Linked DNA regions of Homo sapiens: region 2 is linked to region 1. A link is a contact called in ENCODE Hi-C or POLR2A ChIA-PET data. All regions are on one chromosome and are shown on one strand. The core of a region is the stretch at or near the end of the contact, and the rest is flanking DNA. Distances in the headings are between cores, read along the strand shown.

Region 1 (3,332 bases), core at 816-3,315:
GCCTGAGACTGAAAGGTCAGCAATGATAACTCTAATAGTGATTTCATTTGTTCAAATGCTAGACTAGCCCAGTGATGAACTTTGGAATGCCTAGATAGTCTATCAGAAATCTGTGCCTGAAACTTCCAGCCTGGTGTGTGTGTATCTCTTCCCACAAAGAATGTGAAGAGCTGTGAAAACGTGTTCAATAAAAAAAGAGACAATTAAGTGTAAAATATCACTTAAACATCAACAAAAATTACAACTAGGCAAAATATGGTAGTAGGACGACAAGACAATAAAAATGAGAGGTGTGTCATCCAAGTGTTAGCCTAAATGTGGGTAGAGATGACTCTGTGCAAAGATTTTTCTTTCTCGGAGCCATGATATTAACACTGAGAAGAAATGCTGCTTAAGGTACAAGTATGTGCATGGTAAATGTTTATTTTTTTCATTCTTTTGACAGTAATTTAAAAATGTTATCTACGATTTTCAGCATGAATAGTTTTTACTACTTTTTCAGCTTATTTCTAGTTTCCAATAGTATTTATGGCTTTTTTTTTTTTTGCTGTGACTCTTAGTCATTTTTTGAAAATTGACGAGTAAATAGTTACTGATTTTAATACTCTTTTATGAAGAACTATTACACAAGAATTGGGCTTTACACACTGATTTTTCCTTCAGCTTTTTTCTCCACACCCTGTATGTAACACAAGCTTTGTTCAAGGGAATAACTATGACAAATATGTTTGGATACAATTTGATTTCTAGTTTTGGCTTGGAGTCTATGATATTGTGCCTTAGTTACCTTATCTTTCAGATAAAACTTAAATTTCTCAACACCAGTATGTTCTCCTAATGCAAGGCATAATTATTGTAGTGAAGGTATTAATTCATATTTTAATTGATTAATACTGTAGTCATAAATGTACTTTACATTTCCCACAAACTTTCTCTTTTAAGTATGCCTCATTTCCATTTTTTCTGTGAAGTGGTATAACAACTCATACTGTCAATATCCAAAATATTTCTCCCTCCTTTCTTTACATATCTGCTGGGTGCCTCATGGGGAGCTGAGAGAGACATACTTGGCCACAAAGAGAGACAATTCCGTCTTAAACAGCTTTTCCCCAGCATCCTTATGTTGTCCAGTACAGTGCCAGGCTCATGTGATGTACTCAGTAAATATTTGCCCATTTGAACTTTACATTATAAGTAATTTTATCATTTATTTCATTTCATTGTTTATTTTAGTGGTAAAGGGTACCTGGTGTCTATTGATAGAATACTCTTACTTTCCAAGTTCTGAGGCCAGCCACGACCTCAAAGAAAGAAATAATCTTCAAAGCTTATTTACATCTATTCATTTGTTCATTCATGGAAAAATTATGTACGGGAAAAATGTGAAGTGGAAGGAAAGGAGACAAGGATACCCTTCTGCTTCTTTTCTGGTATGCAGAAAATTAATCATATAATTGTTTATTGAATTTGCCTCAAAGGGTTAAATGAGAGAAAGATTGCAAGTCCATCTAACACAGTGTCTGACACATAGTAAATGCTTCCAAAAGGTAGTTTATTTTTATGCAATAGACTACAACCAAGGATCTCTCCTTTACTTCTGCATGACCCAGTGTCCTATTTTCTTGTTTTGTCTTTTTCATTCAAGAATGATCTGTGTGTGCTTTCTTTCTGAATCTGTGAGAGGGGTTCAATGTTTAGTTACATAGTAAAGTGCAGATAAGAACCTTGGGCCAGCATTTCCCCTAAATCTTTTCTATGATTTAAGACACCTTGGGGAAGGGATATATGAGCTGCTACATTAACGGATGATGATTTTTATCTTTACCAAGTGACCCACAATTTGTTACTGGTGCAATAAGTTAAGAAAATAGCATACTTTTATGACTGTCATTTCACAGTCACTCAAATCAGAACTGGAATGTCACAAAAACAACTCCCTGTTAGCCCAGAGGAAAAAAAAAAAGAAAGAAAGTAAAGGGGAAATTCAGATTAGTCACAAAGAAGTTCCCCCGCCTGCCTGCAAAAGTTGCAGCGTTAAAACTGAGAGAGTCCGCTTTGCTCTTTCAATCGCCTTTTATCTCTGGCCCTGGGACCTTTGCCTATTTTCTGATTGATAGGCTTTGTTTTGTCTTTACCTCCTTCTTTCTGGGGAAAACTTCAGTTTTATCGCACGTTCCCCTTTTCCATATCTTCATCTTCCCTCTACCCAGATTGTGAAGATGGAAAGGGTCCAACCCCTGGAAGAGAATGTGGGAAATGCAGCCAGGCCAAGATTCGAGAGGAACAAGCTATTGCTGGTGGCCTCTGTAATTCAGGGACTGGGGCTGCTCCTGTGCTTCACCTACATCTGCCTGCACTTCTCTGCTCTTCAGGTAAGATGCACCACTGGGCGCTGTTTTCCCACCAGCTCATGCTGATGGCAGCTGCAACAGCTGCAAACAGTCGCTTGGAAATAATCTTATGCCAAAAGTGTTGAGTTTTTTTTCCCTCTCCCCACAGCAATCGTAAAGTGTGGTTAAACGCCCTTCTGTCTCTCCTTTCCTTCCTTCTTTTCAGCAGTGGCAGTGGTAGGGCAGAGTGGAGGTAGGGCAGAGGCACAGCTTCTAGATCTTTTTCTTTTTCTTTGCAATGCAAGATTCCTTGTATCCCTTTATAAGCTGTCACTTTGAAGCTTTGAGTCACTGATATACCTGGTCTACCCATTGTGATAGTAATGTGTTTGATCAGGCAATTAATATTAAAAGGAAATAGGAAAGAGACCAGTTCCACTTTCCCATAATATTCATATACCCTATAGACCTGCAAGGTGATTTTCTTTGTAAAGAATGCTGAAGGTATCAATATTAATAGCGGAGCAATGTGTGCGTGCATGTGTGTGTGCCTATGTGCTCACTCATTCACCCCAATGATTTAATCAGATATTGTTTCTCACAATCTATCTCTTCCAGTCATAATTTAAAGACATCATTTCACCTTTTCCCTACCTTATTAAATACATCATGTAGTAGGAGATTATCCTTCTAGTATTTTCCCCATATAGTTAAAATATTTCCATTTTTCTTTCACTTTATTCTTGTTCCACACTTCTCTCTTTTGCATTATTTTTTCTTATTCAGTAGTTCAGATATACAAACATTATTAGGTATTTAAGGATGTTCTTCACTGCAGAAGATGCCACTGGAGAAAAATAAATCTATACTCTCTTCGTGTTCCTTTGTTGAGCTAGTCTGATAATCTTGTTTTCTAGGTGGTTGCTTTGGGTTAGAAATGTTTCTCCCTGATAAAGTTCAGGTAATACAAACTGATTTCTGATGGTCTTGTCTGAGATTAAG
Region 2 (3,093 bases), core at 291-2,790, 570 kb after region 1:
CCAGGTCCCCAGAATATAATTTTTCAATTAGAGGTACCCCTAAATGCCTGAAATTAGAGTTCATCACCACTACATATTCTCTCTTGCTAAAACCCAAGTTTCCATCATGTATGATGGACATCCCGATCTCAAAGTCCTTCTTTCCCTGCCTTCATCCAGCACAAACAGGGCAGACTTCAGTCCTTTCACAAAGACACAGCATTAAGCCTTCATGACTTACTAGAAATCCTACTTTTTGAGTAGAAGCCTTCATTTCTTATTGTCTTTCCTGGGTGATTTTCTGCTAATCTTCAGTCCCTCTTCCCTCCCTGGAGTTTGGGGGAAGGTCAGTGGTGTAAATTATAGACTGATAAGCCCCTGCAAAGCCAGGCAACCTAATCAACCACTCCACCAATACTTCCTGAGCACCTGGCACCAGGTACCATTGTGGGGATATAATGAAATGGAAAATATTCCATGTCCTCAAGGATGTTACACAGCTACCAGGGGTGGAAAGATTGTCTGTAGCTCTCAGACGGTAAAGTAGCTATAAAGTTCATGGGAAGTCTAAGCATAACACGTTTCTGAAGCTCATGCCACGCCATGTGCTCTACCGCCATGACCCAATCTGTTTGAAATGTTTAGGCAGTCTGCCTGGAAATCCTGCTAGCATGTGGCCAGTGCAGGTCATCAAGTCACCAGGAGCGGGCAAGGGAATGGTGCAAGGCTAAGAGCTCTTTGGTTCTACCGTGGCTTATTGAGTTCCTGTGGCATAAAGCTCTACACTAACTGCTTCAGGGAGGCAAAGAGGAACAAGTCAGTCTAGGAACCCTGATTGTCCACGGTCAGAAAAACAGCACTGAAGCTGAGAAGTTCTTATGTAACAGTAACTACATTAAAAAGAGAAAGTGCGAGAAACACTTTAAGAAGACTCCAAATTAGTACTGTGTTAAAGAAGAGAGATGGCATATTTAGACTGGAGAAGGAGGAAAGAACAGAGTTGGGAACTGAAGAAATATTTCATGGGGAAGGCTGAATTTGACATGGGGCTTAAAGAATTATTATCTCCATTTATTTTAGCTTTATTTTTAAACAAATAACAACAACAAAACCTTTGGGCACATTTTATTGGAAGCATCATATGAAGAAAATTACCAATTAAAGAGAAATGGTCAATCTGGTAAGTGACCTGAATCCTCGTTGCTAAGTTTGCTCAGAACCCTCTGGGCATTCCTGCCAGCCTGGCTTAGTCTGCTCATGGAGCTGCAACCACAACAGACCATCCTGTTCCTCAACCAGCCCTCCCTTAAAAGGCAAGGCACACACATGCTATGCCCTTGGGTGGATATTTATCCACAGCCAACCTTCCAGGGCACAAGCTTCACAGGCAGTCACCTGCCGCCCAAGGCTGCTCCTCTCCTCATGCAGGATTCTACCCTGGTTACTTTCCTTTGGAGAGGCTCTGACATAACGAGAATCAGGGTTTCCAGAGATGAGACAGATCAGAGACTGATCTGCCCACAGCACTCTGCGGTCTGGGCTCGAGAGCTCAAGCGTTCCAGAATGCAGTGGAACATGTGTGTACTCCACCAAGCAACAGAAATTCAGCCGTCATCTTGTTCCATAGGGCAGCAACATGCAGGGCAGAGGGAGAACCACTCCTGGGTCTTCTAGAAAACCAAGCCAGCCTCAGTCACACTCACAGGGGATCTCAGAATGTTAGACAAAGGAGGCTTCACACACCGGAAGCCCAGGCAGCAGAAGCCAGACACAACCACAGCACACAGAAAGTCAAAGATACTGGGTAGATATAGAGCAGTGCCAGGAGTAGATTTTAGTGTTTGATTTTTGTCGATTATAAGTGTGCATCCTGTTTATCTGCCTAGTGAAATGCATAGAGATAAGTCCCAGCCTGTAGATATAAAGGACGTGTTTCATCTTTTTTCATGCATGAGTGTGTGTATGAATATGCAAACAGAATGAGTGTATTGATGTCTCACAACCAGGTAAAGTTGCATTCCTGTGACTCACTGAAAATGTAAGACATTTCACACTCATGAATAACCAGCCCCCAAACCACAGGACACAAACCATGTCCTTTTACTTGGTTTTCAAATAACCTCATGCATAGTTTTGTGCTTTGAGAGCAGAGGAAAGAAACTTTCTTATTGGAAAAGGAAAAGAAAAACAGAGGACAGGAGAATTCTTCTCCCACCAAGCAGCTCCTTCCTTGAAGATCTTTCCAAAGAGACTGTTCATTTAGTCAACAAAGATCCGTGGAAAATTTAAGAATATGCAGAAACCCTCAATTTACTCACTATCTAGTGGGGGATATGGAAAAGTAACTATAAACTTTAAAAAACAGTTATAACCGTATGGTAAGAGTAGACACAAGTACCTTACAAGCAAGGAGGGCGGTCATCAATTTCACACTTGCAGGATCACAGGTGTCAGAGGTTGTAACCCTCAAGCTAGGCCCCCAAGTGATACAATAGGTAGAAGGCAGTTAAGCTGAAAGGAAAAAGAGTCATTCAAGGCAGACAAGAGAGCATGAAAAGAGAGCAAGATATGTTGTGCAACCTGCCAGCTAGGGTTCACCTGGCTTTATTTTTCTCTATGGTACTTAGTGCCATCTGATATTTTACACAATTCTTTGTTTATTGTCTGTCTCCAACTACAATGTAAGCCCCCTGAGGGCAGGGACTTTGTTTTACTCTCTGCTACATCCCCAGAACGTAGAATAGACTTGGTACAAGGAGGCATTAATAAATACTTGCTGAATGCACAAATGTTAGAGAGGAGTGAGAAATGAGGCTGGACTGCCAGGCAAGGTAGCCCCCGCAGGTCATGAGGGCCTTGTGTGCTGTGCTAATGCGTGTGGATGTTACCTTGGAGATCTAGAATAGTGTTCACAAGCTAGCAGCCCACAAGCTAAACACAGAAGTGTTTTGCTTGACCAATAACAGGTTTTTCATATTAAGATATTTTGTATAAAAACCCAGGTTGCCGAATTTCCTTTAAAAATTCAGAGGATGCAGTAACAAGGGGCCTGTAGTCTCGTAAGGCAAAGTCGGCTGGTGCTGAGCAGTAAGTGCCCCTTTAATAACACCTGTG

The links. A loop is a pair of places that touch in the nucleus more often than their neighbours do. ChIA-PET counts read pairs that join two places held with the same protein, here RNA polymerase II (POLR2A). Pooled maps may share reads with other maps.
Region 2: a pooled map shows a loop between it and region 1 (5-fold over the local background). The contact joins the enhancer-like site here to the promoter of TNFSF4 in region 1. A Hi-C loop is called at or near these places in 2 of 37 single-sample maps with no recorded cell type and 8 of 50 pooled maps. POLR2A ChIA-PET finds 5 or more read pairs at or near these places in 1 of 52 experiments (activated naive CD4-positive, alpha-beta T cell).

What each region holds. Positions count from the first base shown.
Region 1 is chr1:173,206,064-173,209,395 of GRCh38, reverse strand. It overlaps TNFSF4 (TNF superfamily member 4), which reads left to right and starts at 2,065. Exons shown (of 3, transcript NM_003326.5): 1 at 2,065-2,372. The coding sequence starts at 2,220. RefSeq lists an enhancer at 2,074-2,133.
Region 2 is chr1:172,637,923-172,641,015 of GRCh38, reverse strand. No RefSeq gene overlaps it. Among named protein-coding and RNA genes, the nearest start is that of FASLG, 20 kb to the left of the region's middle. RefSeq lists an enhancer at 1,280-2,479. Within about 2 kb of position 1,540, at least 6 of the 41 ENCODE cell types and tissues checked have a DNase peak (open chromatin) inside an H3K27ac peak, as active enhancers do.